2 separate regions of the Homo sapiens genome follow, and region 1 is linked to region 2. Evidence: chromatin loops called from intact Hi-C (ENCODE). Cell type or tissue: pancreas. All regions are shown on one strand. Links, peaks and the distances in the headings refer to the core of each region. The heading gives the core; the rest is flanking DNA. Region 1 overlaps TSEN15 (tRNA splicing endonuclease subunit 15). Region 2 has its middle 160 kb from the start of C1orf21-DT.

What was found. A loop is a pair of places that touch in the nucleus more often than their neighbours do. Peaks named below come from ENCODE experiments on the same cell type or tissue, not always from the same donor. Only the 100,000 strongest peaks of a DNase experiment are listed, where the experiment ranks them.
Region 1: a loop joins it to region 2, with 7 times the contacts of the local background. A loop is called at or near these places in 99 of 110 quality-filtered maps.

What each region holds. Positions count from the first base shown.
Region 1 is chr1:184,066,052-184,081,652 of GRCh38, forward strand. It overlaps TSEN15 (tRNA splicing endonuclease subunit 15), which reads left to right. Exons shown (of 5, transcript NM_052965.4): 4 at 6,106-6,247; 5 at 6,776-8,161. The coding sequence ends at 6,796. Among named protein-coding and RNA genes, the nearest start is that of TSEN15, 22 kb to the left of the region's middle. RefSeq lists an enhancer at 2,278-2,816. In pancreas, for the core only: a CTCF peak has its summit at 9,531 (motif pointing right); no DNase peak of the experiment used is centred there.
Region 2 is chr1:184,214,122-184,229,722 of GRCh38, forward strand. No RefSeq gene overlaps it. Among named protein-coding and RNA genes, the nearest start is that of C1orf21-DT, 160 kb to the right of the region's middle. RefSeq lists an enhancer at 9,312-9,845. In pancreas, for the core only: CTCF peaks have their summits at 8,631 (motif pointing left) and 8,833; a DNase peak (open chromatin) is centred at 8,630.

The sequences.
Region 1 (15,601 bases), core at 8,458-10,957, 150 kb before region 2:
AAAAACTCATCACCAAATCCAAGGCATCCTATTTTGTCTTCTAGAAGTTTTATAGTTTTGCATTTTACATTAAGGTCTGTGATCCATTTTTAGTTAATTTTTATGAAGGATATAAGGTCAGTGTTTAGATTGATTTTTTCCAGGTGAATATCCAGTTACTCTAACACCATTTGTTGAAAAGATGTTTATTTCTTCATCAAATTGCCTTTTTTTTTTTGGTCAAAGATCAATTGACTATTTATGTGAGTCAATTCTGAGCTCTCTATTCTATTCCATTGACCTATTCATCTATTCCTTAACCAATACCACATGATCTTGATTACTATAGCTTTACAATAGGTCTTTTTTTTTTCTTTATGTGATTTTTTTGAGACAGGGTCTCACTCTGTTGCCCAAGTTGGAGTGGAGTGGCACGATCTCGGCTCACTGCAACCCGGTCCGCCTCCTGGGTTCAAGCAATTCTCATGCCTCAGCCTCTTGAGTAGCTGGGACTACAGGCGCATACCACCACACCTGGCTAATTTTTGCATTTTTAATAGAGACAGGGTTTCACCATGTTGGCTAGGCTGGTCTCAAACTCCTAACCTCAAGTGATCCGCCTGCCTTAGCCTCTTAAAGTGCTGGGGTTACAGGTGTGAGCCACTGTGCCCGGCTTGTAATAGGCCTTAAAGTCAGATAAAATCAGTCCTCTCACTTTGTTCTTTAACACTTTGTTGGATATTCTGACTCTTTTGCCTTTCCATATCAATTTTACAATCAGCTTGTCAATATCTACAAAACAACGTGCTGGGATTTTGAATGGGATTGCACTTGTAGATCACATTGAGAAGAATTGGTATCCAGGAACATGGACTATCTCTCCATTTGTTTAGATCTCCTATGATTTCTTTCATCAGAGTTTTACAGTTTTCCTCACATAGATCCTATAAATATTTTGTTAGATTTATACCTAAATATTTATCTTTTATGATGCTGATGTAAATGGTGTTTTGTTTTTAATTTCAAATTCCAATTGTTTATTGCTGATATATAGGAATACAGTGGACTTTTGTATATTATCCTTGTATCCTGTAACCTTGCTATAATCTCTTAGTTTTTATTCTTCCATTTTCTCATACCCCCAAATTAATTTATCAGTAAACCCTGTCAATTCCTTAAAATTACATCCAGAATCTGTCCATTTCTTACCACTTACACTACAACTGTTACCACTCTGGCTTAAGCTGCTATTATCTCACCTCCTGGACCTACTAAGTGGTCCTCCTTTAAAACACTTGATATATTAATGCTACTCAACATATTTCATATTTGGTTTTCTTTGATTATCTACTGTCTGTTTTCCTCCACTAGAAAGTAAGTTCCCTGAAAGTGAGAACTTGGTTTTGTTTATTGGTATATCCCTGGGGTCTAACCTGGTACCTGGTACATGGTGCTAAGTAAGTATTTGTTGAAAGATTGGGTAAGCTATCTTAGGCTACTGTGTTCCTGCAGCAGAGACTTCCTAATTAATACCTTAAAGAACATAAGAATATACTATAAGCAACCTTTTAAGAATTTCCAAAAAATTAGAATGTCTGCAAAATCTGCCAGGCACAGTGGCTCACGCCTGTAATCCCAGCACTTTGGGAGGCTGAGGTGGGCGGATCACCTGAGGTCAGGAGTTTGATACCAGCCTGGCCAACATGGCAAAACCCCGTCTCTACTAAAAATACAAAAAATTAGCTGGATGTGGTGGTGTGTGCCTGTAGTCCCAGCTACTTGGGAGGCCTAGTGAGGCAAGAGAATTGCTTGAACCCAGGAGGTGGAGGTTGCAGTGAGCCAAGGTCACACCACTGTGCTCCAGTCTGGGTGACAGAGCGAGACTCTCTCTCTCAAAAAAAAAAAAAAAAAATATATATATATATATATATATATATATATGTACATATGTATGTATCTGCAAAATCCATCCACTTGCAGGATTTATCACCATTTTCCACGCTTTGCATTGTAACCTGCCAATGTTATGAATAGCCTCTTTACTTTTTAGTTGAATTTTTTTTCATTTATATTCTCTCTGCCCTTTCACCCCTCTTTTTCCCTAGTGCCTTGGGAAAAGGACTTATATTAATTCTGGAGTAGAGGGTTACTAGAACTAGTTCTTTCTTTGGAACATCTCTGAAGATATTCTTAGTTATGAGATTTGATCCTCAAATGCTACATACTTTCTTGAAGGACCGTCCATTATTATTTCCCTGTAATTGAAAAATATTTCCACTTTCTGAAAGCATAATCCTTATTACAAATTCATTTAATGACCACTATTTTATTTGAGTCCTAAAGTCTCATAATTGCAAAATGACTTCTGTCATTTGGCTTCTCTGCATATTAGGATGTGTGTCCTCACCTTCCCTCTGCTAGAAATCTGCTGCTGGTGAAACCCCCAATTCTGGCAGCTTCTTTTAACTGATACAGCATTTTTTTTTCTCTTACCCTTAAACAAAAGCTTGCAGTTCATTACAGAATGACTTCCCACTGGGGTGGATAGCTTCATTGTTCAGTAAACCCCCTTGGAATTTTAGCTGCCTTGATTTTTTACTAGGAAGGCATTGGCATGAATTTCAAGGAGGTGGTCTGTTATCCCTGAAACTTTTCTTTGGGACTGAGCCTGTGGATGAATAAGGCTTCTTTGGTGCCTCTGACACCAACTTAATTTTGCATTATGTTTCAGAGTTGCATTATGGCATGTCATTCCATTATATCATAATGAGGCAAATCAAGGAATTATTCCCTTTTACTAATAAGGCTATAGCATATATTATTTGGCCACATTGAAGAGGATAGGAGATACTTTCTATGGGTTGAAATTAATACTACTTTTAACCCATGATACATTCTATTTCAATAGCATTTGAAGTTAAAAGTAATGCGGTCTTCAACTTCTTGTCCTCTGTGTAAATCTCCAGAGATTACTTAGTATCTGTTTCAGAATCATTACAGAAAAATCAATGCTAAGATTTATGGAAAGCATTTAAATAGCTTGGACTAAAGGTATTAGCCAAATAGTGTTAACTGTGTATTTGCTTCAGGCTTGTTTTCAAGTTAGCTATATGAAGCTCTGGAATCACTTTTTTTCAGTACACAGAGCTCCTCTATGAACAGTTATGAGAAATAAAAACCTGTTGTGAGCATCAAATTTTGTTGCTGTTATTAAATAGCTATTATTATTGATACATATTTTTCTTTAGGTGGGATTTTTCCCTTTAGATATAACTGAGTTTAAAACTTGAAACTGTTAGTATTAATACATAGGTTATATTTTTCATAGGTTGATTTCTATCCAATATGAACTATAAAGAATTTTATCGTTTATTGTTGTAGATTTGTGTGATGAAACATACAATATTTCCAGTATCTTCACAATATTTTTCCAAAGAACTGAGCTATTAAAATTTATACATATAAGGAAACATTCTGTCATTTCTAAAGTGAGATTTCAAACCATAAGCTTGTTAGAAATTAAGTGAGATTATAGTATTCTGGTGATACTTAAATGTTCTTGGGATCTTTACAATCATATGTGGTTTTTTAAGAACTTAAGAATCTTTTGTTACTGCTATTATTAATAGATTGGGAAAATATAATCTGTTGACTAAAAGGCAAAATAAACATTTTTAAGATTTTATGCAGTATCCTATAATGGAAACAAACAAGAAAGGTCTTGTTCTTGTTTGTTGAGGAAAAGATGATGGCTTTGCTTTAAACATACTTGAAAAATCGACTAGAAGAGATCCTGAACAAGAAACTGTAAGACTTCTGGAATGTACCTTGAGTAACAGAGGCAGATAAACTATTTTATTCTGTTACTAGTGAGAAGATTCACTGGTAATTCACAATCACCGCCCCCTCCAACCAAATACCATAAACAAGGCCTCAGAAATGGGAACTTCCATTTCATTTTTGACAGTGATTTCTCTCAACTCTGAAAACAAAACCCCTTTTACAACTCTGAGTTAGTTTTCAAATGTTAGGGTTTCCTGCATGGGTATTTGGGGTAAGTATGAAAATGTTTTGCTGCTTAAATCAAAGAACTCTGGAAACAGATATAAATTGAGAATGGAAAAAGAGTAGTGAATAAGATGGAAATTTCTATTCTAAATTTCACTATATGGGCTACAATTCCCATATAGTTTTCCTTAGTGAACACCACCCCCCAACACACACATACAAACACACCTTCTGATTTAAATAACATTATATCTTCAGAAATGGAAAATGTGTTAAAGTTGTGTTAACAGGCTTCCTTCTTGTCTGTGTCCCATTCTCATCACAGTCTACCAGTTAGGGATGTTTAGAGAAATTTATCTTGTGGCATTGAAGTGGCTTTATGTGCATTATATATTGGGTTTTATGTATATTGCATACTGTGAAGTAATCATGATACATGCTGACAACAAAAGATGTAGATAAGTTAAAATTTTAGTTGATCCATTGTCTGTTTCTTCTTTGCCATCTTTGTAGAAAAAAATTAATTCAAGATGGACAGCCTATAAAAATGTATCTTTTTCTATTATTATTAATTTAGATATTGGCGTGCCACTTTTGAAGAAGGAAAATACTTAGCTACATTAAAAGATTTGCATTGAAGAAGCAATTGTGATATGCTGCCTTTTATCACAGTGTGACTTCCCATCAGTGCTGAGTAATGAAGTTTCTGATTAATATCTATCGTTGCTTTATCAGAATATCTTTCTCTAAAGTAAATCATTCTTGTGAATAAGAATCTAGCTAGTTGTAATGCAGTTCAGCATAGGTGGAAATAATTTTTTAAGGACTAAGTCAATTTCTGGGATTCAGACTGTTTCAGAAAAGAAACATTTTCTGTATTTCCACTAATGGCACAGTGTACCTTAGTATGTTTGGGTTAGTATTCAGTTTTAGCAATAATCATGGAGGCAGGGGTATCTATAAATATTATATCCCAATTTGCAAGGTAGCAAAGTTGTATATATACTACATAATATGACCACTTGACAGTTTATGAAGTCTTTTCATATATGCCATTTAATTGATTCATATAATAATCTTATGTGTAAACATAAAGGTGTACTACTATCTTCATTTCAAGTATCCTTGAAAAGACTTTCTCCATTGAATTGCCTTTGTACCTTTGTCAAAAATCAACTGACCAGCCTTATAGCACGTTAAGAAGTAACTTATATGATGTTATTAACACAAAGGATGGGGGAAGGAATGAAGCTATATTGGAGTAAACAATGACACCAGACAGTTATGTGAAGAAATGAAGAATACCAGGAATATTAAATATGTGAATGTAAAAGACCCTAATATATTTTCCTTTCTCCTCTTAACTTTATAAAAAGAAAATTATTTAAAGTAATAATTACAACACTATATTACTGGGTTTAAATATATAAACATATATGACAATAATAGCATAAAGGTGGAGGAAAGGAATAAAGCTCTATTGGAGCAATTTCTATATTTTTTAGAATCAAGTTAGTATTAAGCTGAGAGAAATTGTGATAAACTAAGACGCAATAGTAATCTCTAGAGTCATCACTACGAAACTCAAGAAACTATAGTAAAAAAAAATACATTAATTAAAATGGTGTACTAGAAAATACCTATTTAATAGAAAAGAAGGTGATAAAGGAGGGTGAGAGGAAGTAAAAAGACATGTGATATATAGAAAACAAATAGCTAAATGGCAGGCATGAATCCAACCATACCAATGTTAATTTTAAATTTGAATAAACACTCAAAAGGGCAGAGATTGTCAGATTGGATATAAAAACAAGATCCAACTATATGCTATCTACAAAAGATACACTTCAGATTCAGAGACAACAATTTTGGAAAACTGTCAACTATTTCTATACCATTCTCTTTCCTTTCCTTCTGTGATTCCAATTATGTGTAATGTTGAACTTATTTGATACTATACCAGAAGACTCTGATGTTATTTTTTAAAATTATTTTTTCTCTTTTTACTTCAGTTTGGTTTCTTGTGACCTGTTTTCAAGTTTTCTAGTGCTTTCTTCTGTCACATCTCATCTAATTGAGTGACCGCAACTCCTAAGTATATTGTGACTTTATTTTCAGGATAAGGGAGATCTTGAAGGCATCTCGAAAGTTGCAAGGTGATCCAGATTTGCCGATGTCTTTTACTTTGGCCATAGTGGAGTCTGATTCTACAATAGTCTATTATAAACTTACTGATGGATTTATGCTGCCAGACCCTCAGGTCAGTTTTGAGGTAACTGACAGCAAGAAGTACAAAAAGAGGAAAATTATGACGTGATTTTAAGTGTGACTCAAGTCAGTCACAGAACTGCCACTTCCTTTGCCATAGGGAAAATTCAAGAAAAAAAGTCTTGATTTTCAGACGTCAGAAAATTGGTTATATTTTGTTCAAAGTAGCATGTTCCTAGTTATTTTTGCAAAAAAAAAATTGATTTCCTTACTCTTTGGAGAATTTCATGGTTTTCCAAAGTATTTTATGAAGTCATCATGCATTTAATTATTTAGTGAGTAGCTGAGGTGGAATGTAAAGGCTAATAATAGTTGTAAGTAAAAAAACGCTTATTTAAGAAATGTTAAATTGGTTGACATTTTGACAGGAACATTTTAATAAGATAAATGTGCTATATGTGATTTCTTTACATACTTTGTTGGTATAATTTGGATAATTACATTAAATATCTTTCTAATTTTGCTTTTGGATTACATTGTTTATCGGAGAAAAGTCCATCCTGATCTTTTTTTTTTCCAGAATATTTCTCTTAGAAGATGACATCCATGTTTCCTGATGCTTGTTTTATTCATACAAGATTGGATTTGAGACCCATCAGACTGCTTCATCTTTTATCTCAGAAATAGGGTTGACGTACATAGTGAGGGTTGACTTCCCCATTCCATAAGGTTTTCATTCTGAAGAGTAAAACTTCCCCAGGTAGAAGACTTTCTCCTTCTTAAAAAATATAGGGTGATTTCTTTAAAACTTTGTTATCTAGAGACAGTTTAATTACAGTTATATACAGGTTTATGCCTAGGATGTATTCAGATGGGTGGGACCTGTGTGCTGCTTTTGTCATCCCACACTCAAAGTTGTCTCTTTGTTTCTTGCTGCCACTGCCAGCTCATTGTTGAGACTGCCATTTCTTTCTCTTACTCAGCTCTCCCCAGTGCCTTTTGGCCACTGCAGCTACCGTAGAATGGCATTTTATATGTACCTTGTCACCCACTTCTGTTTACTTTTTCCTCTCCAGTAAAAAGTAAAAGATTTCTTTCAATTGGTCTTCCCATTGCAGTTACTGTTATTTCTCTTTTTTGGTTAACTTTAAATCAAAACTCAAAATATGTTCATCCAGAGTGTGTCTTAAGTAACTTACGTGTCTTAAGTAACAGGGACCAGAGACATGTTACCTACAAGAGTTCTGGGCTATCCTTTTCATTCTTATCACATATCATAGCTTGAATATTACAACAGTGTGGGAGAGAATCAACCGTAAAAATGTCTTCATTAATTAGACCCAGTTATTCCACTTTTGTTAATGTCTCTCAAATTGTACAAAGTATAAAAAATTATATGCACAAAGATGTTCCAAGTGACATTACTTTTAGTAGCCCAAATTATAAACCACTTTAAAGTTTGGGGTAAAGATTGGCAAACTTTTTCTATAAAGGGCCAGAAAGTAACTATTTTAGGTTTTTAAACCTACTGTCTCTGTCATAACTTGTCAACACTGCTGTATGAAGCACAAAAGCAGCCATAGACAATACATAAACAATACGGGCGTGGCTTTGTTCCAGTAAAACTTTGTTTACAAATGTGGTGCCATAGTTTGTCATCCCTGGGTCTAGGAAATAGTCAATAAACAGATATATACAAATGATACATAATGTACTTATTAAAAATTAGTAATGAATATTATTAAAAACATGAAAATATTACCTTAAGTAAAAATTGCAAGACGGAAAAGTGTATAAGTGGGTGTAATCATGGCTGAAATAACAGACCAAGCATATGATAAAAAGATAACAAAGTAAATCAAATTACTAACTGGTTATAGTGGGATAGGAGGCAGAAAATGGATGACTTTGTCTTTTCTCAATGTTTTTATTTGTATTTTATAATAAAAATGTTTTAAAATTAAAAGGTGTCTTGAAATCTGTATTAGTTATCTATCATTGCAAAATAATATTACCACAAATGTAGCAACTTAAAACAGCACACATTTATTATCTTATAGTTTTTGTGGGCAAGGGACCCGGGCACAGATTAGTTGGGTCCTCCATGAGGCTACAGTCAAGGTGTTGGGCAGGGCTCCAGTCTCATCTGAGACTTGACTGGGGAAGGGTCAGCTTTTTCACCCACATGGTTATTAGTAGCCTTCAATTTCTTGAGAGTGCTCAATGCTTATATGCCATTGGCAGGAGGCCACCCTCAGCTCTTTGCCACGTGGGCCTTCTCAATATAACTGGTTGCTTCCTCAAAGCCAGCAAAGGAGAGTCTCAGCAAGATGGACCTTATAATCCTTATATAATGTAATCACATACATCCCATCACCTTTGCCGTATTCTGTTGATTGGAAGCAGGTCATAGGTCCTGCCTACACACTAGGGTTTCATGGCTGATTAGGAAACAACAATAACAAGAATGGAAAAATGATGAAAATTAGGAACATCACAAAATAGTATAAAGCATCATTCTTCATCTGTAGTCATTCCTGACTCCTTCCTTTGATGGTATTTGAATTTCACTTTTATTCTTGGTGGGAGGTCTCCATAACTCCTTCAGGCTCCCTCTGCTTCCCCAGAGGACATGAAGATGGACCTATTCAGAACAATATGTGTTTGGGTGACTCTAGTGGAAAATTTGCAGGTCTAAGAATCCTCAAACAGTTTATGATAAATTCTTAGGGTCTCTTGATTTCTTAAGTCTCTCGTTTGATTCATTTTGAGGTCTTTCATTATAATTCTAGAAAAATAGCATTTTCAGAAAGAAGTGTAAGGATAATGTCAGATTTGTGTGTCGGATCTGTTGACCAGTGGGCTCCTATATAACTACAAAACCAGAAGTGTCTTTTGGGGTTGGCTGTGAAAGGCGCTTTCCCAACTCTTTAAACTAGGATTGAATCCTGCTGTATGTCTTGGGATGTTTACTCTATTTCAGAATGTTCCCTGTGTACTTCACCAAAGTTGTTCTGTCCAAAGCCAGCCAGACACATCCTAACATGAATAATGGCCCAGAACTTTTTGGAAAGGGAGGCCACCCAGCTGTGTATGTCTCATTTTAATGAAAAACTAGATAAAGTGATTTAAGTAATTTTGTAAGTGAGTTTACATTTGTCTCCCTGTTAGACTGGGCTCCTTAAGAACAGAACAAGAAATGTATTTTTTAATACATCTCTGTATCTTGCCTCTTTGCACAGTAACTCACATATAGTAAACCCTCAGTAAATACTTGGCAAATGAATGAATGCTGATTATAGCCGTGTCTGATTATATAATGGCTTATTTTTTCCCTCAAGGCAAACTAAAACAATTCATTTGGACACCAGAGGGCACTGCTAGATAACCACAGCATTTTCAGACTCTACTAAGAGTAGATTAGCTGGAGAAGTGGTACTCTTGAAAATTTATTTTCAATCTGTAGGAAATAGCATAAATAAAAATATAAATAAGTTTTACGTACTCACATCCCCTTTTTCTTTCTGGCATGCCTCTAAAATTATACTGACATTAAATATGTGACTTGATTCATGCTTTGCTTAAAATGTAGATCTATATTTAGAAATAAAAGCCTGTTTAGGGTAGGGGTAGATGGGGTGGGTTTTATATATATATATATATATTTTTTTTTTTCTTAGCCATATGAAAGTATGCATTTTAGTTTTTCATTCTAAAAGCCTAATTTATCCTGAAATGAATTTCAGGATCACATCACATAGCAATAAACCCCAGCTCTGGAACACTCACTATTCTGGCTAAGTGCTGGTGGTAAAAGATATACATTGCTGCTTTAATATAAGCAGGTATTCCTTGTTGTATTGCAATTCTCTTTATTCTGTTTTGGGGATATTGTGTTTTTTACAAATTGAAGGTTTGTGGCAACCCTGCCTCAAGCAAGATTGTCGATGCCATTTTTCCAACATGATCATTTCATGTCTTTCTGTCATATTTTGGTAATTCTTGCGATATTTTAAACTTTTTTTATTATTATATCTGATATGGTGATCTGTTTTTCAGGGATATTTGATGTTACTATTGTAATTGTTTTGGTGTGCCACAAATTGTGCCCATATAAGACAGCAAACTCAGTTGATAAATGTTATGTGTGTTCTGACTGCCCTACCAACCAGGATTTCTGCCATTTCTCTCCCTTACTTCTGGCCTCCCTATTCCCTGAGAAACAGCAATATTGAAATTAGGCCAATTAATAACCCTACAATGGCCTCTATGTGTTCAAGTAAAAGGTAGTGTAGTACATCTGTCACTTTAAATCAAAAGCTAGAAACGATTACACTTAGTGAGAAAAACATGTCAAAAGATGAGATGGGCCAAAAACTAGGCCTCTTGTGCCAAACAGTCAAGTTGTGAATGCAAATGAAAAGTTATGGAAAGAAATGAAAAGTGCTACTCCAGTGAACACATGAATAAGAAAGTGAAACAGCCTTATTGTTGATATGGAGAAAGTTTGAGTGGTCTGCAGAGAAGATCAAACCAGCTACAACATTCCCTTAAGCCAAAACCTAATCCAGAGCAAGGCCCTAACTCTCTTTTCAATTCTATGAAGGCTGAGAGAGGTGACAAAACTGCAGAAGAAAAGTTTGAAGCTAGCAGAGCTTGGTTCATGAGGTTTAAGGAAAGAAGCTGTCTTCATAACTTAAAAGTGCAAAGTGATGCAGCAAATCCTGATGTAGAAGCTGCAGTAAATTATCAAAAAATCTAGCTAAGATAGTTGATGAAGGTGGCTATATTAAATAACAGGCTTTAAATGTAGACAGACGGCCTTATATTGGAAGAAAATGCCATCTAGGACTTTCATGGCTAGAAAGAAGCCAATGTCTGGCTTCAAAGCTTCAAAGGATGGGCTAATTCTCTTGTCTGGGGCTAATGCAGCTGATGACTAAATTAAAGCCAATGTTCATTTACCATTCTGAAAATCCTGGAGTCCTTAAGAATTACGCCCAATCTACTCTACTTATACTCTATAAGTGGAACAATGATGCCTGGATGAAAGCACATCTGTTTACAGCATGGTTTACTGAATATTTTAAGCCTACGATTGAGACCTACTGCTCAGAAAAAAAGATTTCTTTCAAAATATTACTGTTCATTGACAATGCACCTGGTCACCCAAGAGCCCTCATGGACATATACAAGGAGATTAATGTTGCTTTCATGCTTGTGAACACATTATCCATTCAGTAAGGTCAAGGAGTGATTTTGACTTTGAAGTCTTATTGCTTAAGAAATACATTTTGTAAGGCTGTAGCTGCCATAGATAGTTACTCCTGTTATGGATCTGGGCAAAGTAGACTGACAACCTTCCAGAAAAGGACTTGCCATTCTAGATGCCATTAAGAATATTTGTGATTCATGGGAAGAGGTAAAAATGTTTGAAGGATGTTGATTCCAACCCTTGTGGATGACTTTGAGCATTCAAGACTTTAGTGGAGGAAGTTAACTGCAGATGTGGTAGAAATAGCAAGAGAATTAGAATTGGAAGTGAAGCTTGAAGATGTAAATGGATTGTTATAATTTCATGAGACAACCTGAACATATGAGGAGTTGTTTCTTATGGATGAGCAAAGAGTGGTTTCTTGAGATGGAATCTACTTCTTGTGCAGATGCTATGAACACTGTTGAAATGACAAAATATTTAGAAAATTACATAAACTTAATAAAGCAGCAGCAGAGTTTGAGAAGATTGATTCCAATTTTGAATATTTTACTGTGGGTAAAATGCTATCAAGTAGCATCAGAGTCTACAGAGAAATCTTTTGTGAAAGGAGGAGTCAATGATTTTGGCAAATTTCATTGTATGTTATTTTAAGACTTTGCCACAGCCACCGCAACCTTCAGCAACCACCACTCTGATCAGTTAGCACCCATTAACATCAAGGCAAGACTCTCCACCAGCAAAAAGATTATTACTTGCTGAAGCCTCAGATGATCATTAGCCTCTTTCACAATAAAGTATTTTAAAATTAAGGTGTGTGCATTGTTTTTTAGACATGATGCCATATACTACATGTTCGTGTAAATGCAAGTTTTATAGGCACTAGGAAACCAAAAAAATTGTATGACTTGTTTTATTGCAATATTTACTTTATTGCAGTGGTCTGGAACTGACCCTTCAATATCTCCAAGGTATGCCGGTATAAACTTTTCTGTAAAAGAGGTGCCCTCTTTAGCTGGGGCATGAAAGAGGGAAATGGCATGTGAGGATTTCTCTCTGGTGCCGCCTTTGCCTTTCTTTTCTGGAGTCTCTAATCAGTGTGCCCTCTGTGCTGGGGAAGCTCAGTGGAATACTAAGCTAGGTCCTATGGCTCCAGACTAAGTATTTGCTTCTCCTGGCTGAGACTCTTTAGAAGAATATGTTACTAAACACCATAGATCTCTTGTAAAGAACATGAAGGAAGAGGTACTTTGGAATTCAAATTTACAATTAGAATAGAAGAGTAATCTGCAAAGTTCACGTAGTCAGCATTTTTATTTTTATTTTTTATTTTTTACTAAAACAGCTTTTCCCTTTTATAAGCCTGGAACCAAATGACTTAACCAAAACTTCATGGTGTTTCATCTCTTTCTGAGTATTTCTGTTCTGAATTCCTCTCTGAGGTCACTTTTTCCATTGCAGCCCCTAGCAGAAGGCCTCTTCACTGCTGCAGCACAGTGGTTCCTGCCAAAGTTTGTAGTTCTTCTATACAGAAGCTCTTTATTCATCTGCCATATTTTACCTTGAGTGTTTACATGTGCAGAATAATGTGCTATCCTCTGAGCAATTAATAGTACAATTTCCCTTCTTTCTGGCCAATAACCGTTCCTTACCACCCCCTAATCCTCTTAATGATCTTTGGATAAGAACTGCTTGTACTCACTAAGGAAAGTGGATGGAAAAATCAAATGTCTAGTAGGTGGGTGTGCTATTATAATGTTTAAATGATTTTGAAAATTTTCCCAAAGCCAATTTAAGCAAAATCAGAGATTGGCCTTTTAGGTTTCTGGGTACTAAGGGGAAGTAATAAGAAGTATTTTATTAAAGGTTATTTATCAGTTTATCTTCAGACATTAACTGGTATCTTAGCTAGGACAACCATTACAAAATACCACAGCCTGGGTGCCATAAACAACAGAAATTTATCTCCTTACAGTTCTGGATGCTGGGAGTTCCAAATTAAGGTGCTAGCAGACTTTTAAGGGCTCTTTTCCTGGCTTTCAGATGGCAGCCTTCTGGCTGTGTCCTCACATGGCCTTTCCTCTGTGGGGCATGGCGAGATTGAGAAAAAAGGAGAGAGAGAGAGGGTCAGAGCACGTGCAAGTGCATGCTGTCTGGCGGCATCTTTTCATCTTCTTATAAGAACACCAGCGCCATCAGATTAGGGCCCCATCCTTATGACATCATTAACTTTAATTACCTCCCTAAAGGCCTTATCCCCAATTCCAGTCACATTGTGGGATAGGATTTCAATATATGAATTTGAAGGGTACATAATGCAGTCCATATAAACTGGGCTCCTTCTCTGTGCTCAGATACTGTGGTAAGTCTAGGGATACAAAGATTGGTGAGACATGACCTCTACCCTCAAGGAATTCAGACAGGCAATTACAACTCTCTTTAGCCAAAATTCTAAACACCTGTTGTTAGTGTGAATTGAGAAATACTTGTCTTGCAGTGTATAAAGTTTGTGTAGTTTACTTAAGGGTGAAGGGGTTTAACAACTTATGATAAATAGTTTTCAAACGATCATCATATGTGTATTATTTGTCCCAAAGTACTCAGCATTGGATCATATGCAAAGAAAAAGTGCACAGTGAACCTCTAAGGAGCTTATTGTCTCCCTTGAAAGGAGAAAATCTAGGTACAAAATAATTCAAGAGCATTACAAGGACAACATTATATATAAATGCAAAGTTATAATCATGTTGTACTTTATTCACTACTAAGTGCTTCAGAACCCTATATCTTGATGCTCACAACAGAGCTGATGTTACTTACATGTTATTAACTTTTTATCCTCATAAGATAGAGAAATTAGGGCACAAGTGGTTAAGTAATAGCTCCAGGTAGTAGCAAGCAAGTGGAGTGGGTAATGCAGATTAGATCCAGGTCTCCTGATACCTAGCACTGTATTGTTTTCAGAATATTATGTTGCCTTTTTCTTGTATGATGCAGAGAAATATATTAGTGTGTGCCAAAGTCTTTGGGAGGAAAAAATTATTCAGTCCTGGAGGGAGTTAGGAAGTGATTTTTGGATCAATTACATTATCCTCTGATACTTGAACAAATGTATCAAAATGTCAAGCTGTTTGTGGGTAATTCTGAAAAACATATTCATAAGCAATATATTTACAGAGTTTTATTCCAGAGGATAAACACATTCATGCTCATGCTTTTATGTTGGCAAACCTAAAACAATATTTAATAGTAAATAAAGAAGAACTCAGAAAGTTTCTCTGCTTGTTGACACTAAATTTTGTGCTGGTACAAACAGAAAATCCAGAAACTTATAAATGATCATTGCACCTCAATGAAGAAGACCATTGCACCTCAATGATCTTGCACCCCAAGTATTCCTCAGATCTGCCTGCCAGTGCTTGGAATCCTAACATAATTCTGTTTCTTAATCATGAATCAATAATCCAATTTAATTTGACAAACATTTTGTTAGCACCTTCATGGGTAAGACATCGTGCTAAGATCTGGTGGAAAGACAATTCCAAATATGTTATTATTAGATTCAATAGGTCAAATTAATCAGCTTAACTGTTACAAGAATTTCTAAATGTTTATTCTCAATTTCTATACTTACATCATTGCAGAGCAGCAATAGTTTGTGGATTGATACCTGTGTATGAACTACACTTTGAGTGGCATGTGTTAAAAGCTTTGATGAGGAATGAGAGCCTGAACCCCAATAATAGCCTGGGCATATTAGTCAGGGTGGGCTGGATTATTATGCAGCAACAGCCAGCGAGTTCATTTAACAAGTGTTTATTGCTTGCTCACTTTACATGCCCATTGACTGAAACGACCCATTGCATGCCCTTTACTCTGGAAATCAGAGTGACAGGGCCTCCACCATCTGAAATGCTGTCAGTTCCAGCTGCAGGAGGCAGTTCCAGCTGCAGTGTTGCTTACTGCAATTAGGAAGCAGCCCATGTTACTCCTGTCCACGTTTCACTAGCCAAAGGAAGCCACGTGCCTGGCCATGATCTACCTCAAGAAAGAGGGGAAGTGCAAATCTGTCATGTTCCTGGATTGAGGAAAAGGAATATTCAGAAAGCAGCACTTCCAGGTAATAGAAAGGAGAGGAGAGAGCCGGCAGGTAGATTTAACAACTGGATAGCTGCGTGAACAGAGAAGGAG
Region 2 (15,601 bases), core at 7,090-9,589:
ACGCATGTGTATGTGTGGGTGTGATCCCCACCACTAGTGAGAAAAGTCTTTGAGGGAAAGGATCCCCTCTCGTACGTCCCCTCCTGCTAGAGGAAGGTAAAGGCATAGGGAACCACATGGCTTGGAGAAGGAATGCAGAGAAGCTGAGAATAAGGCACAGGTGCATAAACTTGCACAATAATTACTTCATTAATATCAAAACCAGTGTGAAACATTCTCAGTCCAGAGGGCGGGGCTGGGCCGGGCTCCTTCCTGGAGCCTCTGGCCAGCACTGCAATTCCTCTGAGGCACAGGGCTCTCTTGATATATATATATATATATATATATGTGTGTATATATATATATGTATATATATATGTATATATATGTGTGTATATATATATGTGTGTGTATATATATATATATATATATTTTTTTTTTTTTTTTTTTTTTTGAGACGGAGTCTCACTCTGTTGCCCAGACTGGAGTGCAGTGGTGCGATCTCGGCTCACTGCAAGCTCCTCCTCCCGGGTTCACGCCATTCTCCTGCCTCAGCCTCCCGAGTAGCTGGGACTACAGGTGCCCGCCACCACGCCCGGCTAAGTTTTTGTATTTTTAGTAGAGACGGGGTTTCACCATGTTAGCCAGGATGGTCTCGATCTTCTGACCTCGTGATCCTCCCACCTCGGCCCCCCAAAGTGCTGGGATTACAGGCGTGAGCCACCGCGCCTGGCCTCTCTTGCTATATTTCTCCAGTCCCTGTAGCTGTGCAGGAGGAGCCACGACCACTCGGGAACCCTCGTCTAATCCGACCTCCCATCCTCACTTTCCTCTAATGGCTTTAGGGGTGCTGACATAACAGTACCTCGCATTAGCCTTCATGTCTGTTACCCCATTTTATGCTAGCCATTCCTACCTTAGACATGAAGGACTGACATGGAGAAATTACATGATTTGCCATAGCTGTTTTGCAATACAAGAGAGTAAAGAGAAAAGCAGGAAAATATCAAGCTCTCAGCACATAAGCTGCCCTTGAAGAAGTCCACAGTAAATGTACCTTATTTTGTGACCATTTCCCACTGACCCCCCTCAGTTCCTCACCCCCAGCCTGCAGAAAAATGAGGTTTCCCCCTATCCCTAGCAGGGCAAGAGCCCACTAACAGGCTTGCGCTCTTTCTTCCAGACCAGAGCAATTCCTTTCCCTTAGTGAAGCCCTCTGGGGGCCTTCTATCACAGGTACAAGAACTGAAACATCCAGGCTGTCTGGAATGACTTGCTCAAAGTCACTGAACACATTGGTGGCCCAGTTAAGATTTATACTGAAAGCTGCTAATGACAGTATCTGTCCTCCAACCACCAGTCTGGGCCGATGGGTATCTGTTTATAACATGCTTTTCTCTGGCTCCCTTGACAGCCCCTAACCAATGTTTTCTTATCTAATTACATTCCATGTAATCTGCTCCTGCAGATTTGCCCTCATTGTTGCCAGCATTTACAGCCTTTTCCACACATTTCCTAGAAAATGCTCATGTCCTGACGTTAGGTAAATATTGTCATAGGTAGGAGAGCTCTCTGGTGTGTTGATCTATACTCCCGTACCACTACTAATTCTTCAAAAGGAAGCTTCCCAGAAGCCACAAGCTGAAGAAGCCACTTCATCTTTAGAATTGGTTTTCACTTGCTCAGTGCCATGGAGTGTTCAGTGAGACCAGGATGTCACTGCAGCCTCGTGGTTGTGTATTCCAGGTGCCTGGCCTGGACGGGCATAGGAGCAAGAGCTAGTGGGCAGTTGTCGGGGTGGGAGTGGAAGAAGGAGTTTTCATACAGGGAAGGTCAAGGGACGTAAGTTCTATTCTGCAGTGAACATTGTATAGGGTATTAGACAAAGCGTGTACCTTGTCTGTGTTTTAGTTTCTTCTTTGGTATAATGAAGAGGATAATGACTTTAAATTGCTTGCCTTGTCAGTAAGAACAAAATATATTTTTAAGGTTTTGGATGTCCAGGTAAGTGCTGGCATATGATTAGAATGGATTTAAGCCTTTGCGCTCTGGCTATGCCTCTTAATCCTGAGATCTTGGCCAAATTACCTGAGTCCATCAATCCCCAGTTCCTTCAACCAGAACAAGGGGAATAAAAACTAGTACCTACCTCATAGCATTGTTGTGAGGTTTAAATGAGTCACTGTTTATAAAGCACTTAATGTATGCCTGCATTTCTCTAGTGCCTCAGTACAGTCCTCACAGTCGGAGCAAAGATGACCCAGCTTAAATGTCTAGGGTTTTGAGTCTAGTGTATTGATTTCCTCATGGCATTAGACAAGCTGATCTAAAATTTTATATGGAAGAGCAATGGACAAAGGCAGTGTTGGAAAAGAACAAAGTGGAGACTTACCTCACCAGGCATCAAGACTTTTTATAGTGTTTGTATTAGGGTTCTCCAGAGAAACAGAACCAAGAAGATATATCAAGATATATGGAAAGGGATTTATTATGAGGAATTGGCTTATGGGGTTATGAAGGCTGAGAAGTCCCATAATCTACTGCCCACAAGCTGGGGGCCCAGGAAAGCTGGTGGTGTAGTTCCAGTCCAAATCTGAAGGCCTGAGACCTGGGAGTGCAGATGTCCAAGGGCAGGAGAAGATGGAGGTGCCAGCTCAGCAGAGAAAATTTGTCCTCCTCTGTGTTTTTGGTCTATTCAGACCCTCAACAGATTGGATGAGGCCCCCTGACATTGATGAGGACAATCTTGTTTACTTGGTCTACTGATTTAAATGTTAATCTCTTCAGAAAACCTTCCCAGGCACACTCCGAAATAATGTTTTACCACCTATCTGGCCATCCCTTAGCCCAGTCAAGGTGATTCATAAAGTTAACCATCACAGAGTTTCAGCAATCAAGGCAGATGGTACCAATGTAGGAATAGAAAAATAGACAAATAGACTTGGTTATCCATATGGAGAAGAATTGAAACACATTATACACACACACAAAATCAAATCCAGGTGTATCAAAATTAATACACTATGTGAAAAGCAAAAATATACTTTAGAAAAAAATATAGGAAAGCATCTTGGACTTAAGGGCTAGGAAAAGAGTCCTTAGATAACACACAAAAAACAAAAACCATAAAGGAAAATTGTGACAAATCTGATTGCATGAAAGTTATGTTTAAAATTTCCTTTTAATGAAAGATACCATAAACAAAAATTAAAGGTAAGCCCAAGACCAGGAGAAAGGATAAGAAATACAAATATTTGATAAAGTCCTAGAACCTGGATTTTAAAAAGAGCAACTCAATAATGAAAAAAAAGAAGCTGGCAAAACATAGGTTAATGTTTAATAGTTGTTAATTGTCAATAAATACATGAAAAGATGCTCAAGGTCCCCAGTAACTAATAAACTACAACTACAACCACAATAAGACACCATTGCTCACTCATCAAGTTAACTGAGAATTGAAAAGTATAAGCAAGAGTCTAGATAGGTGAGAATTCTTCCACATTACTTTGAACTTAGTTATAATCACTTTGAGCTAGAGGCTCCACCTCTGGGCATATAATCTCATGAAACTCTGTCACATCTGCAGAGAAGGTGTATAGAAGAATGTTGACTACAGCATTATTAGCAATAGAACAAAATAAGAGGAAACGAACTGACCATCAACAGTAGATAAATAAGCTGTGCTATAGCCATATAAGTATAATGAAATTTTGTGTAAGAACTGAAATGAATGAACTAGGATTACATGTATCATTAACATGGGTAAATCTCAAAAATAATGAATTTTAAAAAACCAAATTACAGAAAAATAGGTACAATAGGACACCTTTTGTATAAAGTTTGAAAGCATATAAAACAGCCTATTTGTTATTTATGGATTCACACATAAGACACATATGTGAAGAGTAGTATAAAGCATGAATAGGAATGGTAAACATGAAATTTAACATGATGGTTACCTGTAGGGTGGCTTAGAGGAGGAGCACGTAGGAGGCTTCAATTACTTTATAGTGTTTTATTATTTTACAAAATCTAAAGCAAATATGTCAAAATGTTAAGATTCAATAAAGTTAGATGGTGGGCAGACAAGTGTTTAATTATGTTATTTTCTCTCACGCTGTACGTATTTACAGAATTTTGTAATCCATTTTAAAAGATTCTAAATTGTCCTTTACTTCCAATACAAAGAAAGATGAAATTATAACTATATGCTGTTAAAGTTTTGATGTATGGCCTGCCACCCTCTTTCAACAGCCCTGGACAACTATTCCTAGTACTTAGCACAGTGCCTGGCCCCAGAAGAGTAGACGGAAAGAATAAAAGAATGAATGGACCTGTCCTTGGAAATAGAGGTGTGGCCACATGTACGCTGTGCCCTTTCTGTCATTAAATCACACTTTCCTTTCCAACCATCTCACTCAGCCTGAGTTGCCATCCAGTGTAATGATTCAGGGTAATTGTGCTTAGGGACGATTGCTAGTGGGATAGCAAGGAGTTGCAATTCAGCCCTGGCTGTGCTCTGAATTCATTAGTGAATTCATTTTCCAGCTTCGTGTCCTGCTCAGAAGAATGATCCTCTCTCCAAGCAGGGCATTGCTGTCTTTCTCATACTTAGCAATAACAACCAAAAACAAACCCAAGGAAATAAAATCACCAGGGAGGCTTTCCTCTTTAATTAAGGAGTTCTAATGAGTCACAGTCTCACCATGCATGGGACTCAATTATCCTTTATAAATAGGGGATTGTGAATGTGGGATGTGTTTTCTTTTGCAGCCCTGCTGCTATTTCTCCTTTGTTTCCTTCTCCTGGTGCTGCTGCTTCTCTCTGTACACGTGTATGCACATATGTGAAATTGATGACATAAAGAAGATCCAAATCTCTTCGCCTAGTCAACTTGAAGTTGTAAGATTCCTTGAGTGTCATTGAGAAATGTAATAGGGAGTGGGTGGCTTGGCTGGTAGCTTAAATGGTGCCAATGATTGTAAAGTCATAGGTACCATCCCCCAAAAGCCAGAATGATTTCCTCTGTTCTGCTGACACAGAGAGCATCACAAATCTTGGCAAATATATCATTGGTTACATGGTTGATCAGACAAGGCAGGGAGGAGTGAATCGTGTCAAATGGACCACCACCACTGAAACTCAAACCTGCCCCCACGCTGGTGATTTTTGTGGATTCCTTTAAGAGGAATGGTGAGTGTCTTCTAAGAGTAAGAAGGGTTAGCAGTGTTCCAGCTTACCTACAAAATGTGAAACTGAGAAAGCCCACTGGGGCGACTTCCATCTTTATTGCTAAAGAGTAAGAAATAGAGACTTGGTCATTCTCACTGTCATTTTTGTGATTTTTCTGAACCTGAAGGTATATAATGAGGAAAAATGAGACAAATTCAAGCAAAGAGAAATTTGGGCAGAATCTCTGGAGGGAAAAATAATCATGGTGAAATCCATTAGACTACGTAATAGTCATCCCCAAGGGGGATGACGTAAGCCTCATAGTTGCAGTCATTTAAATGTAGACTGAACCATGCATTTGTGAGCAGACCCCAGGGAACAATCCTGCATTGCACAGGGGATAGGGAAAGCGATAGGCCAGATGACCTAATAGATCTTCTGTAACTTAATTTCTAGGGTTGTGGGATCCTAATTAAAATGAACTATATTGCCTGTTATGAACCCTCCATGTTAATATTCTGTAAGGTCTCCAGGCAAGTCAAGGGGGTCTTGGCTTTTTCTTATTTCTTTTGAGCCAGAACCCACAGGCTGCCTTAAGCACCTAGCTGCTGTCCATCACTTCTTATAGCTGACAAAGCTTGACTTAAAAAAAAGTTTTTAAAGAAAATTACAGCACATATTATGAACTAACATTTTATACAAATTAATTGAGTGAAATGAGAGAAGTATGCTTCATTCTTTGACCTGTGATAATAAATATTCTTCCGGTCAATAACACGACGGTGAGTCAGCCCTGCGATGGAGGCAGTTGTCGCCATATAACACACAGGACTCCAATCTGCTTCCTCACATCTAGTGCTGACTTTTCCTTTTAGCTTTAATGATGTTTGAAAGGGAATATTGACGCTGGAAAAATCTTAGAGAGGCTCCACCAATCACAGACGAGCGCAATTCTCCACTAATGTGGGCCTCTTTTCCTTGACTTCCTCTAGACATGGAACTCCACTGAGGATTCTCAGGCAGGGCCACTGGCGAGCTGGCCAGAGCTGCTCTGAGAACCACCAGTGAAGGGCAGAGGGCACTTTAGCCCCAAAAGTAGTAGCAGTTTAGGGCAGGTGGAAGAGACGGGTGGTTCAATTGCCCCATGTGGCGTTTCAGGTGGGCCACATGGGTCAATTGAGTCTTATCAACTTGTGTCTTATCTAGCAATTGAATGCCATTGCTAGATAAGAGTGGTGACCTCCAGCTGGTAAGTTATTTTATCAGCCTTGTCCCATCCCAAGGATCCCCAAAAAGGCCACAGAACTCTGCCAGCAGGAAGTAGACACCGGTGTGCATCAGAGAATATCAAACTCTACCTATTTTAAATTTATAAACTGGATTCTAATTAGCCTGCAGGGAGTTTCCATGGAAATTGGAGATATCACTTTGCAACAGTATAAGATCACAGCATCAAGTAGACGGGAAAAGTGGAAAATCTCTATTCTTTTAGGAATCAGCTGGAGTCACCTCGCTATGAAATTGTCCCTGACCCAGGCAGATTCCAGGTGTTCCCACTTCCATTACAGTATTTGTAGTATGTAATTGTCAGTGTACATATCTACATCCCGCAGACGGGGGAGACACTGTCATTGTTTCTGTTTTTCTCCAGAATATGGCTCAGTTCCTGATACAGAAGACACTTAAAAACAACAACAACAACAACAAAACTTGTTCGATTATTACAGTGATGTCTTAGAACATTGGTTTCTTCATCTATAAAATGGCATAATAATACTAATTCAGTTGGCTGTTCTGAGGATTAAATGCCAGAACAAATAAGTACTTACAACAATGCCCAGCTCCTAAATAATGTGTAGTTCCTATCCCCGCTTATCTTGTGTGAGAGGATTATTTTTGGTTTTGATAGGTATCAGGCAAAAAGGGTTTTTTAAAACAGCAAATAAATCAGAATATTCCACACTTGTAGTCTGCATTTTGTGTTGCCATTTGATTGGGTTTCTAGACTAGGCCAGCATTTTATATTCTGTAAGCATGGTAGAGGTTATATTATCTCCAGCCCCAAATCTTGGACATTAAACCTTTTCCTCATTGCTCACTCGGCTAGATATACATTATTAATAAATGAGATTTCTGAGATGTTTAGACTTGATTCTAAACATTCATGAAATAAACTTGGAGAATGAGTAACTATCATCAGTGATGATAAAAATGAGCTTGGGAAGATACCCTGTGTGTTGATTCTGATGAGAATTTTACCTTTATTGGACACCAGAATATTTCCAGGTATTCCCTGAAAACTCCCCTAGAGATGTCTTAACTCTTCTTTGATGGTTAATATTAAGTGTCAACTTGATTGGATTGAAGGATGCAAAGTATTGTTCCTGGGTGTGTCTGTGAGGGTGTTGCCAAAGGAGATTAACGTTTGAGTCGGTGGACTAGGAGAGACAGACCCACCCTCAATGTGGGTGGGCACCATCTAATCAGCTGCCAGCATGGCTAGAATGAAGCAGACTTGCTGAGTTTTCCGCCCATCTTCTTTCTCCCGTGCTGGATGCTTCCTGCTCTCAAACATCAAACTCAAGTTCTTCAGCTTTTGGACTCTTGGACTTACACCAGTGGTTTGCCAGGGACTCTCAGGCCTTCGGCCACAGACTGAAGGCTGCACTGTCAGCTTCCCTACCTTTGAGGTTTTGGGACTCAAATTGGCTTCTTTGCTCCTCAGCTTGCAGATGGCCTATTGTGGGACTTTACCTTGTGATCATGTAAGTCAATTCTCCTTAATAAACTTTCCTTTATATATACATCTATCCTATTAGTTCTGTCCCTCTAGAGAACCCTAATACACTTTATTTTTACAAAACAAGAAGTGCTTATAGAATGACTTTTCAAGGAGGTTTATGCGATCAAAACACACTACAGTGTGATGCTGGGTTTGCAGGGCGACCATGGAACTGTTGGGCAGAAACTCACATATAGAATAGCCTGCTACCAACCAAAGCCAGGTTTCATCTTTCCCACCAGCAGAATCCACCTCTTCCAAATCCACCCACATCATTGCATGGCCTGCAGGTAGGCTTTTCAGCTTCCTCTGATTGTCATACCAGGCACTGGGCCTATAAAAAGCAAAGCGGAGGCTGAGAGGAGGCAGAGGCAAACACTGAAGGTGTTTCAGAGGCCTATTCCCCCTGTGTATGGTGAGCACAGCACCTGGCAATGGATCGGGCTCTCCCACCCAAGCCCCATGCCCACTCTGGCCCCTTACCCCTCAGCCTTGGTGCCCTGGGTTCCCTAGTTCTTCTGTGGCCTCGACTCCCAACTGTGTGAAACCTGCATTGTCTTGGAGTCAGTGAGCTACTGCCTTCTCTATTTCCTGCTTTTAATTCCAGTTGACTCTTGACTTACAATCATGTATTCTTACTGGAATTGCCTCCCTGAAGGGCAGAAATTCCCTTTCTCCTGCTCTTTTGCCCCATCTGCCCTCTGCTGGCCATCGATAGGTACTGCGGTCAACCCTGAAAAGCCGTTTTTCCCAGTAGCATGTACCGAAGCTGTTTGCTCTTTCCTAATTCAGACGCTTTCTTTTTCTTCTTTTTAAAATTTTGGTTGCATTGCCTCAGAGTTTTTCAAAGCAACACGGAAACACCCTTTCTCTTTCCATGTCCCCAGTGACCATGTCATGGATCTGCCGTAAAGCATCTCTTACAGTAGTGGTCTCCAACCTTTTTGGCACCAGGGACCGGTTTCATGGAAGGCAATTTTTCCATGGACCAGCGGGGTGTGGGGATGGTTTCGGGATGATTCAAGCCCATTACATTTATCGTGTGCTTTATTTCTGTTGTTATCACATTGTAATATGTAATGAAATAATTATATAACTCACTGTAATGTAGAATCAGTGGGAGCCCCTGGCTTGTTTTCCTGCAACTAGAAGGTCCCATCTAGGGGTGGTAGGAGACAGTGACAGATTTCCAGGCATTAGATTCTCATAAAGAGCCTGCCATTAATCTACAGCATCAGTGTTACGCTGTAGAATGGTTCAGAATCTTAGCCACCGAGATCCCTCGCATGCGCAGTTCACAGTGTGGTTCATGCTCCTATGAGAGCCTAATGCTGCCGCTGATCTGACAGGAGGCGGAGCTCAGGTGGTGATGCTGGCTGGCCCACACTCACCTCCTGCTGTGCAGCCCGGTTCCTAACAGATACCAGTCCGTGGCCCTGGGGGTTAGGGACCCCCGTCTTACAGCATCCAGCGGGGCCAGGCACTTGGTTAAGTAGATCCTTGATGACTGAAACGTGACAATGCTGAAATGGCTGTGGAGTACTGTTTGGAGTTTGTGGGGGTGGGGTTTGTAAACTGGAGAACTTTATGTTAGAGTTTCTTATTATTGACATTTGAGGCTAAATAATTCTTTGTTGTCTGAGTCTCTCCTCCACGGTGTAGTATGTTTCGCAGCACCTCTGGCCTCTACCCTCCACGTGCCAGTAGCACCTTCCCCAAGTTTGTTGTCCTCACAGACAACCAAAAATGTCTTCTCTACTCACTCCCAAATGTCCTGGGGGGGCAAAATCACTCACTGCGGAGAACCATGGCATTAGGGTGATGGAGTAGAAAGCCTGCTCTACTCAGAAGGACTTCTAAGTGCCAGAAGGTGCAGGTCTGCTCTCTGGGGCCACTCAGTGCTTTGAAGGACACCTGATTTATTTTGGAGATGGACACTTAACTGCTGAATACACTGGCATGGGTGGGTGGTCCCATCGAGAGTTTTTCTCAAAGGTTTTCAATGACTCCTCTTGTGTTCTCTGGCCTATCCTACTCCAGCTCTCAATTCTGCTAGGCTTGAGTTCCAGCGTCAGAGCCTTTCTGAGCCTCTCTTCTCAGTCTTAGCCTCCCCTCCTTCCCTCTCTCTCCACCCACCTTCTGGCCGTCTGGGAAGCTTCAGCTTCATCCTGCTTCCCCAGCACTGCTCCTCCATCCACCTTTTTTTCTTCCATAGATTCGTTAAAAACATCTTGTCTGAAGGCAGTTCTCCCCTTTCTACATCACCATGGGTTTTTTTTGCAGAATTTTCTTCCATTACAATCACTGATTGTAATCAATTCTCTTTCCCCCAGGTCTCTGCCTCCTCTCTGTCAGGAAGGAGAGAGAGAAGTTAACCACACAGAACTGACCACCCTCTTTACCCAGAAGGAGCTGATCAGCCATCTTTAGGCAGAAGGCTTCCTCCAGCTGCACCCAGATTCCCCTTCTGTCTCCCACAGCACCCTGGGCTTACTTCTCCAGATCATGTAACACCCTGTGCTAAGATTGTTTATCTCTTGTCTGACTTCTTGAGTGGATCATAAGCTCTTTGAATGCAGGCATTGTGTCTTCTCACTCGCAACATCTCCAGTGTTGAGGACAGAAGTGCCCACAGTGCATAGGATATACTCAATAAAGGATTATCAAATGTCATGGAAATAAGGCCTTAATTTAAATTCAGTGGGAAGAGATTTTCTTGAACTTTAAGAAGACTTGGGGACAAAATTTGAACTTCTTGTATGTGTTTCTCCTCAAAGAGCATAGCTCTGCCTTAATTCTTCTGAATCTGACATCGAGCCTCTGGAGTTTACTAGACTCTTAGGCTGGGAAGCTCTTGGTCCATTTTTGATCCACTGCATTCTGCAGTGAGATGAAGCCCATTCCTCTGACATCCCACTTGGTGTGCCATGCTGATAAACCCATAACACTGATGCTGTAGATTAATGGCATGCCTTCACTTATGAACACTTTTTCCCCATGGTGACTAATGGCATTTTGATGGTGTCTCCTTAGACAGCTGCCTAAATATAAAGCAGTATGAGCTAAAAGAATAAATTGAAAATGTCAGTCGTTTTGTGTAATCCTTCCATAATATTATCTGGGAGCCCAGCCTAGCTTTATGGAAATCATTCAGTAGAATCAGACAAGATTTTTCCTACAGCACTTTTATGTTTGCAAAACCATCATCATTGTCAGCTTTAATTAATATTTATTTCTGTGTATCACACCTCATGTTAATAACTCTCCTCCAGGACTATTAACAAAATCCAGAACTGTTATTTTTCAATAGAGGAAGCGGAGGTATACACAGAGGTTTGACAGCTTGCTTAAGGCTACAGGATAAACTCAGAGTCAAGCTGAGACCAGGAGGCACAGATCTTCATCTCCCTGAGAAGGGCGGCTGCTCTAGGGTCAGCTTTGGGACATATGCCTCACCTTTGTGTGCCCATCAGACAAAGTGAGCCACCTGGTAGCTATGCCTGGACATGGTAAGAAGCACGCTTTTGAAATGAAGAGGGAGCCATCTCATTTTCCTGGCATATGTCACATCTCTTACTGAAGGGAGAGACCCATAGCTGCCTGTATTGTCCGTTGGGGCATGTCACGGTCTAGAGACATATGAAAGACAAAAAAGCTCACTTGTCATCTGCCTTTCAGTCTAGGAGAGACAGCCCGAGACTGCTGCCGTGGTGGCTGTGAGACGCTGTGTCACATATTAATTAGGAGGAGCATATGTAGCATTTCTAAGCCAGGGGCCATTTGTGGCGGCAGCAGCCACGCAGGAGGCAGGGAGTGCAGCTAGTAGCTAAATGGAGGGTTTAGGATGCAGGTTCTCGGCTCAGACACCGGGAATGAATCCGTTAAGAGAATGTTGCGGCCCTCCAGGCCCCGCTCCTCCTGCCTCGCAGGTGCAGTCACTTGCTGCCCTGGGTTCCCGCGCAACCAGAAGCTTCCTGGGCCCAGCGAAAGTTCTCATCCCCTGCTCTGTAGCCCTTGAGACGCGCGGGAGGGTTGGAAAAGCCGAGCCGATTGTGGGTGGCAGGCCTCCACAGAGATCGATTTGAAGGCAGAAGCTGAACTCATCATACCTCTTTAGAGAAGAAGTAGTAACGTGCCCTTTTCGCTCAACAAAAACCTGGGCAAGGCCAAGGGAAAGGATAGCATGCCCCATGCGGTGAGCAAGGGCGCGTGCGCAGAGTAGCCCGGCCCAACACTCACCTGGAAATGCGGCTGGGCCAGGGTACAAATCACAGTCTCTCTTCCATCCCCGCCCCTGCCACCCACTTCCCTCCTCCGACTTGGCTTTCTGCGAGTGCGCGTGAGGAGAGACTTATCCAAGGTCAGGGACAGAAGTCAGAAGATCCTGATGGTTGCCTGCTCCTTACTAACTGTGTAGCCTTTGGTAAGTTCCTTAATCATTTTGAACCTCTGAGTCCTCGTTAAAATGAGAATGAGAATACACATCTTACCTATGAGGCATGGTCCAGTGAACTATGAGTACTGTAGAGAGAAGCATGCTCCACAAATATGAATGATAATGGTGATTTTCATATTCAACTTTGTCAGGTATACCTTTAAAGTCACACACTGAAGTACTAAGATACAAAACCCTTAGCCAGGCATGGTGGCTCATGCCTGTAATCCCAGCACTTTGGGAGGCCAAGGTAGGAGGATCATTTGAGGCCAGGAGTTCAAGACCAGCCTGGGGAACATTGTGAGACCTTATCTCCACAAAAAAATGCAAACATTAACCAGGCATGGTAGCACACGCCTGTAGTCCCAGCTACTCGGAAGGCTAAGGTAGGAGGATCACTTGAGCCCGGAGGTCAAGAGGCTGCGGTGAGCCATGAGTGCACAACTGCACTCCAGCCTGGGTAACAGAGCAAGACTCTGTCGTAAAAAAAAAAAAAACAAAAACGAAAACAGAACCCATTAGGGACCCAAGGCATAAAGAGAGAGTTATGTGATGATACATAACTCTCATAATTTTGAGGATGTGCTGCCCTTCTTGTGTTACTGTGCCCAGTCAGGTGAAGGGACTGGGATGAGACAGCCCATCACCTCCACAGACCTTTCTTCTTTTTTTTTTGGCAGAGTTTCACTCTATCGCCCAGGCTGGAGTGCAGTGGTGCGATCTCAGCTCACCGCAACCTCTGCCTCCCGAGTTCAAGCGATTCTCCTGCCTCAGCCTCCCGAGTAGCTGGGACTACAGGAATGCGCCACCATGCCTGGCTAATTTTTTTGTATTTTTAGTAGAGATGGGGTTTCACAATGTTGGTCAGGCTGGTCTCGAACTCCTGACCTCAAATGATCTGCCTGCCTAGGCCTCCAAAAGGGCTGGGATTATAGGCATGAGCCACCGCACCTGGCCAGCCCTTTCTTAAGTACTGGTAGTGTTTTTACCACTGGGCTAGACATTGTAGAGGATACAAGAAGAGACTGAATACAATCTCTGCCCCTAGAGAATGAGCCATCTAGAAACAAACAAACAAAAAAAGAAGACAAGGGAAGGAAATAGAGCACTCTCTAGTCCAGTTGTTTTCAACCTTTTGGAAATGCCATGTCCTCTTGGGCAGCTGAAGGTCTAGAAAGTACAGTTTATATTGATCTGCCGTTCTGTTTCTCGAACACCACTCTGTTCTCTTCTCAGTGGAGATGAAGCACAACCACATGCTTCAGATTTCTTTTTAGATCAAGGGATCTCCCACCCTCTTGTTCAAAATTCTCTGTGTGGATGCTGCTTCTTTACATCTTGAAGTTGAATAGAACAAGTCCTTTTTCTTCCTTGGGCCCGTGGTCTGCATGCTGGTGACAGCCCATTGCTCTTGACTCTCCTCACCAGGCCCCTTAAGTCAATGTCCTGCAGCACAGGATGGGTACTTTCTCCGTTCTCCCTCGAAGGTGGCCTGGTAGTTCCCTGTCCGTTAAAAACTTTTGGCCCACAAAAATGCAGAAACCAGTTCAAGATTTACATAACAGTTCATGGCAACAGAATATTGATCACGAGGCAGTACATGATGAGTTGCCAAATGAACTGCATAGCCCTGTTGCTATAGGAGTGGAGCTTCCTCAGGTCCTCTCTGGAAGTAAGCAGATCATGCACTGCGAGCCAGCCGAAATGAACAAGCTGACAGAGGGGAAGGAGATCCAAGCAGACAGAGGGAATAGAGGGAATCTAAGGAATTTGTCTCTGAATGACCAACTGTACTATACAGGAAATATTGGGCCATCAAAGGATGTCATCACTTTAATAAGTCAAACATAGTTAAATATTGATCATTTCAACTTAAACATTTGAGGATTTGGTAAATATTTTTTATATTTACTTGAAAAGTTTATGTGGCTTTTTCTTTGGATTTGAAGATAAATCTAGAGCATAGTTTTGACATCTTATTTGGCCATTAGAACTGATAGCATCTTTCCTATGTACCTTAGACTCTAGAGAAATTGTCACATTTCAAACTCATAAACACTGTGAATTGGGTATTTTTAATTTTTATACAGAAAACAGAGGCTCAAAAAGGTGAATTTGCCCAAAGTTATGCAGCTGGTAACTGCATAACTCAAACCTCAGCAAATAGGTCAAACCTCAGCAAATAGGTCAGATTCCCTGTTTATAGTTGATATTCAAGAAATATTTATTGAATCAACCTAAGTGCACACATTCAAAGGCTCAGTCACTACATTTTCATGCAAAATATGTGTGATTCTCACTTATGTATACATATCACTCATGCATCTCATCCACCACTTTTTCCTTTCGTTTACCCAGTTACTGGATATCTCTGAACCTCGTTTTCTCTTCCATTAAACATATAATTGGTGAGCATGTACTATGGCCCCTTTTGATAGCTGTTTCTGCTTATCATGTCTTTATTCAATTTTTTTTTTATACTTTAAGTTTTAGGGTACATGTGCACAACGTGCAGGTTACATATGTATACATGTGCCATGTTGGTGTGCTGCACCCATTAACTCATCATTTAACATTAGGTATATCTCCTAATGCTATCCCTCCCCCCTCCCCCCACCCCACAACAGGCCCCAGTGTGTGATGTTCCCCTTCCTGTGTCCATGTGTTCTCATTGTTCAATTCCCACCTATGAGTGAGAACATGCGGTGTTTGGTTTTTTGTCCTTGAGATAGTTTGCTGAGAATGATGGTTTCCAGCTTCATCCATGTCCCTACAAGGACATGAACTCATCATTTTTTATGGCTGCATAGTATTCCATGGTGTATATGTGCCACATTTTCTTAATCCAGTCTATCATTGTTGGACATTTGGGTTGGTTGCAAGTCTTTGCTATTGTGAATAGTGCCACAATAAACATATGTGTGCATGTGTCTTTATAGCACCATGATTTATAATCCTTTGGGTATACACCCAGTAATGGGATGTCTGGGTCAAATGGTATTTCTAGTTCTAGATCCCTGAGGAATTGCCATACTGACTTCCACAATTGTTGAACTAGTTTATAGTCCCACCAACAGTGTAAAAGTGTTCCTGTTTCTCCACATCCTCTCCAGCACCTGTTGTTTCCTGACTTTTTAATGATCGTTATTCTAACTGCTGTGAGATGGTAGCTCACTGTGGTTTTGATTTGTATTTCTCTGATGGCCAGTGATGATGAGCATTTTTTCATGTGT